Linked DNA regions of Mus musculus: region 1 is linked to region 2. Evidence: chromatin loops called from intact Hi-C (ENCODE). Cell type or tissue: left cerebral cortex. All regions are shown on one strand. Each heading gives the region's core, and the rest is flanking DNA. Links, peaks and the distances in the headings are about the cores only.

Region 1 (5,384 bases), core at 213-5,212, 52 kb after region 2:
CTTCTCTAAAATATTCTAGGGTTTTTGGGTTTTTTGGTTTTTTTTTTAGTAAATAACTGGACAGATACAATAATTCTAAATTCAATTTCAATCATTGGCACCACCAAACTGCATTTCTTTTCTTTAGCACTTAGAGTAGGATAGATAGATAGATCAATAGATAGATAGATAGATAGATAGATAGATAGATAGATAGATAGATAATTATAGGTGTAATTTTATTAGTGTTTATTACAATTACTTATTTTTACATGCGTGTGTTTGGGTACATGCACCATGGTACACATGTGGGGGGTCAGAGGACAACTTTTGGAACTCAGTTCTCTCCTGCTACGGTGTGGGTTCTGGGGATTGAATTCAGATGGTCAGGCTCAGTGGCAAGCACCTTTATTTCATCTGTCTCAAGGGCCTGGTGTGGAGAGCCGTGCCGTGAGCAATCGCCATTATAAGATGGCACTGGCTTCCACTGCGCCTAACTAGTAAACAAGCCTTATGCGCAAGTGCAAGAGTGAATTCACGCCCAGTCACTGCCCATCTTGGGGCATAGTAATGGGGTGATGGGCGAGCAACTAATCAGGTGCTGAAACGTCACGCTGCGGGCTATATAAGCAGCGCCATTTTCTGGGTTCTGGGTCTTCCTGAGAAGTAAGCAATAAAAGCTTTGCCCTAGAAGGATCCGGTTGTCCGAGTGAATTCTTGCCGGTGAGATACTAGCTTGGGCGAGAGCCTGGCAATTCATAATTTTACCCTTGAAAACACCAGCTAGGGGCTGTCCAGCCTGGCAGTTTAAGTTCAACTGTCAGAACCCACATAAGGAAAGAATGAGTTCCACACATACACCGTAATATGTGTGCATACGTGAACACATGCACATGCTAAGTAATACAAATAGATATTACAAAAGATATTACCAAAATGAAATAAAGTAAACATTCAATCCAAAATTCCACTGTGCGTCTATGTAATCATATGCTGTGAGCATGGGTAACCATGAACACTCACTCGCTAATGATACAGCATTTATGGGCTCCCCAGTGTGGGTGCTAGGAACTGAACTTGGGTCCTCTGGAAAAGTAGCAAGCTCTCATAACTACTAAACCATGATTTTAGCCCCTTATTTGTGGTCATGATTGACAAAAAAAATTCAAGATGCTGAACATTTAAAACCAGTTTATACTCATAAGCTTCAGAAAGATACAAGGATGATATTTAATTTTTACTTATCAATGTTTTGTTTTTGAGATGGGATTGCCTTACGTTGCCCAGGCTAGCCATAACTTGGAGTCCTCTCTCTTCACTCTCCTGAGTAACTGGGAAACCCAGTTACTGACAATAACTAGATTTTAAAAGACTAGTCAAATGAGGCACAGATGCCTGTAATCAAGCCTAAGACTTAGAAGGCAGAGGCAGGAAGATCAGAAGTTCAAGGCCAACTTCTCTTGAAGCCCATCTGCAAAAGAAAGAAAAACAGAGATGAGGAAAGAAAAGAAAGGGACTGGGAATATTGTTCCCTTGGGAGCACACATTCCTAGCATACACAAGGCCATGGGTTCAATTCTCAGCACTGCACAAACCAGGCACAGTAGCTCATGCCTGTAATCCTAGCACTCAGAATCTAGAAGAAAAGAATGAGTCAAGCAACCCCCAAACAAGTTTCCTTTCCTTCTAACCTCACCGGAAGGAGCAAGTGAGTCCTATTCTCTTCCTGCTTAAACTTATTTAAAATCAACACTCAAAAATTATTAGTTATCCTACCCTACCCACCACCACAAAAACAAACAAACAAACAAAAAAACACCCACCAAGAAAAAGGGAAGGTAAATATATTTAAGTATGACGGGCATCTTCAAAAGTTCAAGATAGAGTCATGTAGCACCATTCTTCTTAGTACAAGTAAAACAAACTCTCCTGTTCAATTAAGGACCAGAACATGAGTCTATCAGTAGTGATAGATGCTGCATTCACAAAAACCAGCAGCTTTCTTGTTCCCTCCAGCACACCATATGTAACCACTTCTGGGAGTCTAAGTAGAAGAATTCTAGATACTGGTGTATGTCATGCTCTTGTTGTACATAGGACTCATCTGTTCTTGGCCACAAGGGCCTGCAGGAAGTCAGTGACTGTCACAAGACTGCTTCCATGTGAAAACCATGGTCCTGCACCTAAATGACCTCTTGATTCCACAGACTTGGGCCAAGAGAAGAGGTGTGTTCAACATCTGGCTGCAAACAACGCTGAGGCTCAGACAATGAAGTGGTATTTCCCCCAGGATGGAAAGCCGTGCTCTGGAGAATAAACAAACTTCTGAATGCTATCTGTAACAGCTCCATCTGCTGGTTCCCAGATAATGTTACAGATCTGACAGGTGGCCATCGATCATATTGATCCAATAATAAACACTGCATTATAATGGGAGTTCTGTCGTTTTTTTCTTCTCAATTCAGCCAGAACTGTGCCTGGGCCAGACACCAGCCAGCATACACAAACAGTGACTGGAGATGCCAAAATAGAAAAGAAGGGCTGCCTTGGGGGATGGTCTAGATAAATATAGAACTCTCCAGAATAAACGGCACCATAAAGGGACAGTGAGGCCCCTTCTGTCTCTCTTTGTGGCATTAGACAATAGTCCTTCCTCTTCTGTCCCTCAGGTTTTCCTCCCACAAGATGAGAATAATGACACTTGTAACTCGGGTCCAAGTGATGTTAAGAGGATTACTGTAATGAGCCCTTGCTTGGAATGCTATGAGCTCCTGAAAGCCACGAGCCTATGAAGACGAAGACAGAAGCATTGTAATTACATCTCAATGCTCAAATGGAAGTTATTAGTGAGCCAAAAATCTTCCATTAATTCAGTGAAAATTATATATCTATCAGAGACATGTAGTTCTGTGGTGAGATATCAAAGGAAGGGGTGCCAAAGAGAAGAGACGGTGAACACAGTGCGGGCAGAGCTCTAAGAGACCAGGTTCACAGCAGTTTTCTTAGAGGGAGCATAGGACCAGCTACTTTTCTCTTTTCTCCAAGCTGTTGCTACACACATGCCCATTTTTCTAATGGAATTTGTCCAACTCTGCTGTCTTGTCAGTTTAACTGATACCCACGAAAAATGATCTTACAGAGAGAAAGTTTTAGAAGTCTCCAACTGTGGTCACACAGATGGACCCATTTCTGGGCAGGATGCTGGGTGGCCGTGCTGGAAACAGAGGTCAACTGCTCACCTCATGGCTGTGAAGTAAATGGAAGCAAGATGGAAGAAGAGGAAGGAGCTGTGTTCCCACAATCCCCTTCGAGGGCACACTCCAATGACCTGAAGACCTCTCCATAGGCCCTGCCTCTTTTTTTCTATCTCATTCGATCTTCTTGTTCTTGTTATTTTGCTCAGCACATAGAATGAGTTTTGTTGTAATGTTTTCATATATATTATTACACTTTGTTCTTCTGCTGCTCTTTTCTCACCACCCCACCTCTCCCCATCTCCTCGGTCCCCTTCTCCCTCCCAAGCAATCCCCCTGCTTTCATAAGACACATATTCCATATCCACCCACTGTTATCCCTCACATCTCCCTTCAAATGTTTTCTTCCCCTCTTGAAGTCCCATGTTTAACTTTCAGGGGGTGGGGAACAGAAGTCAGCATCATATGTCTTCACATATAAGAAAAAAATATGTGATTTTTTTTTCTTTCTGAACTTGGCCTATTTGATAACATGATTTCTAGTTCCATCCATTTTTTTCATATGTCAAAACTTCACTCATCTCTACAAATGAATGAAAGCCTGTTCTGTATATACACCACATGGTCTTTATCCATCCAGTTCTTGTTGGAAATCTAGGCTACAATCCATAGTTCTGCTACTATGACTAGTAAGCTATAAGCTTATTTTGTAAGTGTCTCTGTGGTATACTGATGTCAAATACTTAGGGTACATTCCAGAAGTGTAGTTGCTATTAGTATTAGTTGTTTGTTTTGTTTTGTTTTGTTTTGTTTTGTTTTGTTTTGAGGAGCCACCATACTGAGTCCCATAGTGCAAGCCCCATTACCTAAAAGATACAATTCTCAATGGTGCCACTACAGGAATCACACCTGAACATGTACGGACAATGAAGATCCAAAGCAGGTCAAGCATGGTGATGCACATCTGTAATCCCAGCACTTGGGAAGCTGAGATAAGAAGATGGTGAATTCAAGACTACCCTAGACTACATAATGCGATGCTGTCTCAAAAAGGCACACTCTAAAAAAAAAAAAAGAAAGAAAATTCAAATCAGGGGTTCTCAATCTGCAGATCATGATAATTTTGTGGTTGGGGGGTCACCACAACATAAGATATTAAAGCATCACAGCATTAGGAAGGTTGAAAATCACTGATCCAAACAATAGCAATATTACTGTCGTAGTTAGGGTTTCCATTGCTGAGGAGAGACACCATGACCAAGGCAACTCTTACAAAGGGCAACATTTAATTGGGGCTGACTTAAAAGTTCAAAGGTTCAGTCCATTATCATCATGGCAGGAAGCACAGCAGTGTCCAGGCAGACATGATGTTGGAGAAGGAGCCAAGAGTTCTACATCTTGATCTGAAGGCAGCCAGGAAGAAGACTGTCTTCCAGGAAGCTAGAAAGAGGGTCTCCAAGTCTACCCTCACAGTGACATACTCCCTCAGACAAAGCCCCACCTACTCCAACAAGGCTATACTTTCTAATAGTGCCACTTCCTGGGCCAAGCACATTCAAACCACCACAATTACTATTCAAACCATTTTATTCACTTAAAAGTTGCAGCTTTCTAAATGCATATGAAATACTGCACAGCCAAACCCAAAGCATGTACACTCAGAGGCCAGCACTGACACTGGACTAAATATGGCATTGGGTCTTTAAGCCCTCCATGATCTTTAACATTCTCATCGCATCCAAAACACTGATCTTTAGGATGCAACCTTATTTGGAGATATTTACAGAGCTTAACAAGTAGACAGGTGGTCACTGGGATGTTACCAAATTGAGTATGATGGATATCTTCACTCTTAAAAGCAGAAGGGCTAGGTTGAAGCTGACCTATAATGCTAAAGCTCCTGGCTAGCATGCACAAGGCACTGGATTTAATCACCAACACTGAGCGATCTCCATCCACAGGGTCTGGGGACAGAGACATTGCAGATATACACAAGTGGAAGAGCCATGGGAAGAACACAGTCATCTCTAAGCTAAAAACGGAATCCTGATACAGACTCTTCTCTGCTAGCATGTGGGTTTGGGACTATAAATGATTGTTTAAGCCACTCAATTTATGGTACATATTACTCAGTTCTAGCAAACTCATACACCAAGTAAACACAGAGCCTAAGTAAAAATAATTTCTGAAGCTAATGACTGGGTAATTTTT
Region 2 (5,384 bases), core at 190-5,189:
ATGTTTCATGTACAGCTACCTGGAGCTTGAAGGTAACTTTATATAAGATTTTTAGTTCTGACATGCTCTGGAGATGACCAATCTGTGAGATCAGCGTGGAAATCTCCACTGGGGCTTCATGTCAGGGGCAAAAAGTTTGGAATTTTGGAACATGTAGTCTTTGGATTTTCAATTTAAGGATGCTCTGACTACATAAAATGAAGATTCTAGAAAAACGTCTTCAGTGTGGATATATAACAGGGATCTGTTTCAGTGTTGATTTTCTTTAAGATATGCTGAGATTTAATGATCAAGATTTTAAGAGAAATGAAGAGACACAGGGAGGTGCTTGCTAGTGCAGCCTCTGGATACAAGGCCAGGCATTCATTGTTCATCAGTCAGGTACCATGCTGGGTTGCAGGGCTTTGAGACAGTGAAGTTGCTCAGACAGGGTGCTATCCTCTCCATGGTTGTAAAAGGGGAGATAGAAGAGAGCCTGGCTACCCAATAGACAGGTGCCAACAAGAGGCCCAGGGCACATTTCTGGTTGTTCATGGGACTGAAGGTAGCTTTGTTTCCATTGCTGGGTCTAAGTCAGGCATTCTGAACACAGGAGGGAAAGTCACATAAGTGTCGGCCATATTTGGAAGCATGGCTTCATGTTGGCTGCTTGATGAGTGGGCCACATAAGGAGGTGGGAGAAGATCATGTGGACAACAGGCTGGAAAACAGAGCAGCAGAGATGCCCAAAGGCACACAGCACCCAGGCTCCTGCAGTATTCTCTTCAGCTGGATAATCTTCCTCTGCAGTGGTTCTTATACACTAGTATCCAGGAGAAGACAACACAGCAGAGAAGGAAGATAAAAAATAGACCGTGAGGTTAGCAGCACATATCCAAAATGTGGAGAGCTTGGTGAGGAGGGGACAAGAAAAGTGGAACTACTGCAAAATAGCACCCAAGGAGCCTCAAGCCCACAGCAAGCTGCATCTAGAATTGGTGGAAGAAGCCCCCATCTGGTAGACAGTGCAGCGAGTTAGGCTCCTTGCTAGTATTTAGCTGAAACCATACTACAATAACGTTTTAAAATAACCCTCTAAGATTCCATTTTTGTTTAATTTACATCCTTGGTAAATAACATAATACATGGTGGCTCCAGTCTTAGAGAAGTGAACCATTTTGCACCAGTAGAAACTGCCAAGTCATGTAGAAAGGGACCCTACAACTGAGTTGGAATTCTACTACTGGGGAGCACCTGTACTAGAGATCTGTCTTCTTGTTTGCGCACATATAAATGATCTTGTGTAGAGTCCAAAAGGACCACTGATATTGGGGATCTCCATTAAGAACTGTGTAGCTGGAAGTCAGAAAAGGGGGTGGGGACTTTACTTACATCCGTTCAGTCATTCTCTTTAAATTTTGAGCCACATAAAAGTGTTGTTTTTCCTAATTAAAAATCAAAACAAAAGCTCCAGACTACAGGTAAAAGCAACTCTTCCATTTCCCAACACCCCACCCTCTGGCCAACTTGGTCCTCAGTTCACAAAGCGTCCTGTTTCTATCCCTTCTCATTTTCACAAGACTTTGCATTTCAGCCTTAAGTTCCTGGCTTGAGTGAAAGACAAGTTTGTGCTCTGGAGAAAAACACCTCATACGAACAAAGTCGCACATGCAAGGAGTTCCCATGATGGGCAAATAAGGAAACCAATCCAAATGTCCCCCAGAGGAAGGCAAATCAAATGAATCCGCTGGGTTGTCTTATTCTTATTAATGACTCAAGTCACCTGGGAAGAGGGAACTTCAACTGAGGAATTGCCTCCATCGGATTGGCTGTGGGACTATCTGTGAGGTGTTTTGTTAATTAATGATTAATGTGGGAAGTCCTAACCCACTGGAGGTGGTGCCACCCCTGGGCAGGTGGTCCTGGGTTCTATAGGAAAGCAGGCCAAGCAAGCCATGGAGAGCAAGCCAGTAAGCAGCATTCCTCCATCACCTCTGCTTCAGTTCCTGTCTCCTGGTTCCTGCCTTGAGTTCATGTTTTGGCTTTGTTCAATGATGGATCATAACCTTTAAATCCTAATAAACCCTTTCTTACCCCAAAAGTTATTTCTGTCAGTGTTTGATCACAATAACAGAGAGCAAGCTAGGATACTAACTTATTTCCACTATACCCAACTGAGACGATTGGATTCCTTTTATACACTGAAACCTTGTATCTATTACTATACATAACACATATAAATATGTTACAAATATGAATATATAGTCTATAGAAAATATGCATACTATAAATTAGTCTGATATATCATACTTATAACATTTATAGTTATATAATCAAATCTTATTGCATATGTCAAATATATATTTTATGTAACATTTTAAAAGTACTTTTACATTTGCAAATATTATATGAACATGTATATATATGTATATGTGTATATGTATATGTACACTACTACCAGGCATGATCACACACACACACACACACACACACACACACACACATATATATACCCTTAATCCCAATCCCAGTGCTTGGGAGGCAGAGGCAGGCAGACAATTGAGTTTAAGGCCAGCTTGGTCTATGGGCAAGTTCCAGGCCAACCAGAGCTACATAGAGAGATCCTGTCTCAATATGTATCATACATACATACATACATACATACATACATACATACATACATACATACATACATACAAAAATATCTTTTAAAATGGTTAAATATAAGACATATTTCATATGTATGGATGAAGCATGTATGTGTCTACATATCTACTTTTCTATCTACACATACAGAAATGAATACATATGTAATATATACATTAGTCATTTGTAAATGCATAGAAGACTTGTGGAAGCATCATATAGTCAGGTAGAAAGATAGACAAGAGAGAAGGAAATGTGTAGCAGCTTGACCTCTGAATACTTACTATAGGATAAAAATTGAAGTACTCTCTTGGTGCAGGCACGACAGGCATCTGCCGCTAGAGGGCGCAGGAGATTGACAAATCATTCCCAGGGGCAGATGCTTCTCTGGGGTTTCAAAAGGCCAGTGACTTCTCCCAGCTGGATGTCCAACTCTGGGTTGTGTGGAGGAAGCCTGCAGCACCAGAGGGCCTCTCCAGACTATTGGGAACCTGTGTCACTAATCTGACCTCTGTCCCCGGACCTCATATTCGAGTCTGCAGATGCTGTTCCCATGCAGAACACAGAGGCAGCCGCCTCACAGAGCCTGATTTCAAGAGGACCTCCTGAGAGATTTGTGTGGGCCTTTGTGGGTCCTCAGTGACAACAGAGAAAAGGCTGGGCCTCTGCAACTGGCAGAAAAAGGCTGGATTTCTGAAGAGTCTCAAGTTCATCCTGAAAAGGTAGTCTCTGGTCCCTGGCTCTAGCCCACAACTGTCAGACCTGAGGTATGTCCTGCCTCTACAGACATGTGCTCAATATTCTCCCTAGTCTCTTGTTCTGTTCACTTCTCTTTCTCCTTTGCATTGCAAGGGAAACCTTTTTAAGAACGCAAATAAGTTTATGCTCTACGTTATTCATTTTAAGATAAAACAGCAATTATTGCATAGGTTTGTTTGTTTGTTTGTTGTTGTTGTTGTTGTTGTTATTGTTGTTGTTTGTCTCCTATGTGATTCTGAGCCACGAGTGGTGATATCACCTGTGCTCCAGCTACCCAGAAGACTGAAGCTGGAGATGGCTGGAGCCTGAGTTCAAGGCTAGCTGAAGAGTACAGCAAGTTATACCAAAACAAAACAAAACCATGATATTCTGCTAGCTGGAAATCTGATCGCCATTACTCCTAACAGAATTTCCTGCTAGAGCAGGGATTCTTCATCTGGCCTGGACCAGGTCACTGGGCAAGTTTTAAGCACTGCTACTGCCTGAACCCCATGGACAGAGATTCTGCTGGGAATGGTCTGGGCTGTAGTTGGGGAATTGGGTCCGTTGGTTCTGATGAAGCCAGTGTTGAGAACTGCTCTCTGGTGACCTGTAAAGTGCCCCGTGTTCTGTGGCACTCCCTATAAAGCATAGAATCCGCTCACATCGGAAACCAGCTGCCCCAGAGTCTCCGAGGCCCCGATATCTGTATTCTGTCCCCGGTGGACAACTTCTCAGCAAGTTTAAATGAAGCTTTTAAGAAGCTTCTAAAGTAGACCGACCCAGAAGGCAAGGGTGTAGGGGAAATAACCTTTTCACGACTTCTCCCGGAAACCAAAATTTTAGATTTCTTTAGAGGCGAAAGATTTTCCTGTCTACAAAGTTATTTCTGACTTCTTTCAAAGGCTCCTGTGTTATTATTTTGTTTTTGAGGTAGACTCTCACTCTGTGATCTAGGTTGGCTTTGGATGACTCCTGATTCTCCTGCCTCAGCTTCCCATGGACTGTGACAATAAGATGTTTACCACCAAGCCAGGTTCCCTCCTTGTTTTGTAATTCCTGGGTTTCTCTTCTAGTATTCACTGCCATCGTCCACCTAGCAGAGAGCAGTTGTGAGGGCACCTGTGGAAATCTGAGCGGCAACTGTCCCAGATCGCCAAGCAGAGGCAGAGGTTTGTGGGTTTGCTGCACATCATAACTGCACGTGCATATGGGATAGGGTGGAAGTTTGTTGCATGTACACATTGGACATGCTGAAGTCGGATCATTAGCATTTAGTCATCTTCTATAGTAAGCACACTCAAAATCCCTTCTTCTAACTGCTTTGAGAGATACTGCATGCCGTATAACTGTGTTCCCTTTCCTGTGTCCTGGAACACTGAGACATGCCCCACCCACTGAATGTGTGTCCCTTTCCTGTGTCCTGGAACACTGAGACATGCCCCACCCACTGAACTGTCACACAGAGTGAGTCCTGGGAGCTGTACTTTCATAGGGGCTCTAAATAATAATATTTTCATCTGCTGAAGTTTTAGCATGCTTGATCTCTTACACAAACAAGCACAACTGACTCACAACCTGGATTTTAAAGTCAAATTATTATATAAGATTACATAAGTTCACAAAAGCATATAATATACTTTGAGCATATTCCCTGCCATACTCCACCCACTATCCTTCTCCTTCTCCCCCCCCCGCCCCGCCCACTAATTCCCCAGACAGTTTCATTATCAGTGTCTGATCATCAATACCTATGTGGATTTATGTACCTATGAAATCTTGCATCCACAAAAGAAGAAAGCATGCATTGTTTTTGTTTTGTTTTGTTTTGTTTTGTTTTGTCTTGTTTTTTTACTTGCCAGAGAAGTCTCCCCAGTTAATTTGCAACTCGGTCCCAGCTTTTCATTCTCTTACCAAACAAGCACTAACCTGACAACCTGCAAGGCTCTTCAGCAGAGACACTGGGCTCCAGATAAGCCCATGACAAGAGAGCCTCATGCTGTGTTGATCAAGCTCCACTC

What was found. A loop is a pair of places that touch in the nucleus more often than their neighbours do. Peaks named below come from ENCODE experiments on the same cell type or tissue, not always from the same donor. Only the 100,000 strongest peaks of a DNase experiment are listed, where the experiment ranks them.
Region 1: a loop joins it to region 2, with 6 times the contacts of the local background. A loop is called at or near these places in 6 of 42 quality-filtered maps.

The regions. Positions count from the first base shown.
Region 1 is chr2:147,202,217-147,207,600 of GRCm38, reverse strand. All of the region lies in intron 1 of Nkx2-2os (NK2 homeobox 2, opposite strand), which reads right to left. Among named protein-coding and RNA genes, the nearest start is that of 6430503K07Rik, 17 kb to the right of the region's middle. In left cerebral cortex, for the core only: a CTCF peak has its summit at 2,339 (motif pointing left); no DNase peak of the experiment used is centred there.
Region 2 is chr2:147,254,520-147,259,903 of GRCm38, reverse strand. All of the region lies in intron 1 of Nkx2-2os (NK2 homeobox 2, opposite strand), which reads right to left. It overlaps Gm39955 (a long non-coding RNA gene), which reads left to right and starts at 3,048. Exons shown (of 4, transcript XR_866809.2): 1 at 3,048-3,392; 2 at 4,440-4,535. In left cerebral cortex, for the core only: a CTCF peak has its summit at 2,965 (motif pointing right); a DNase peak (open chromatin) is centred at 2,994.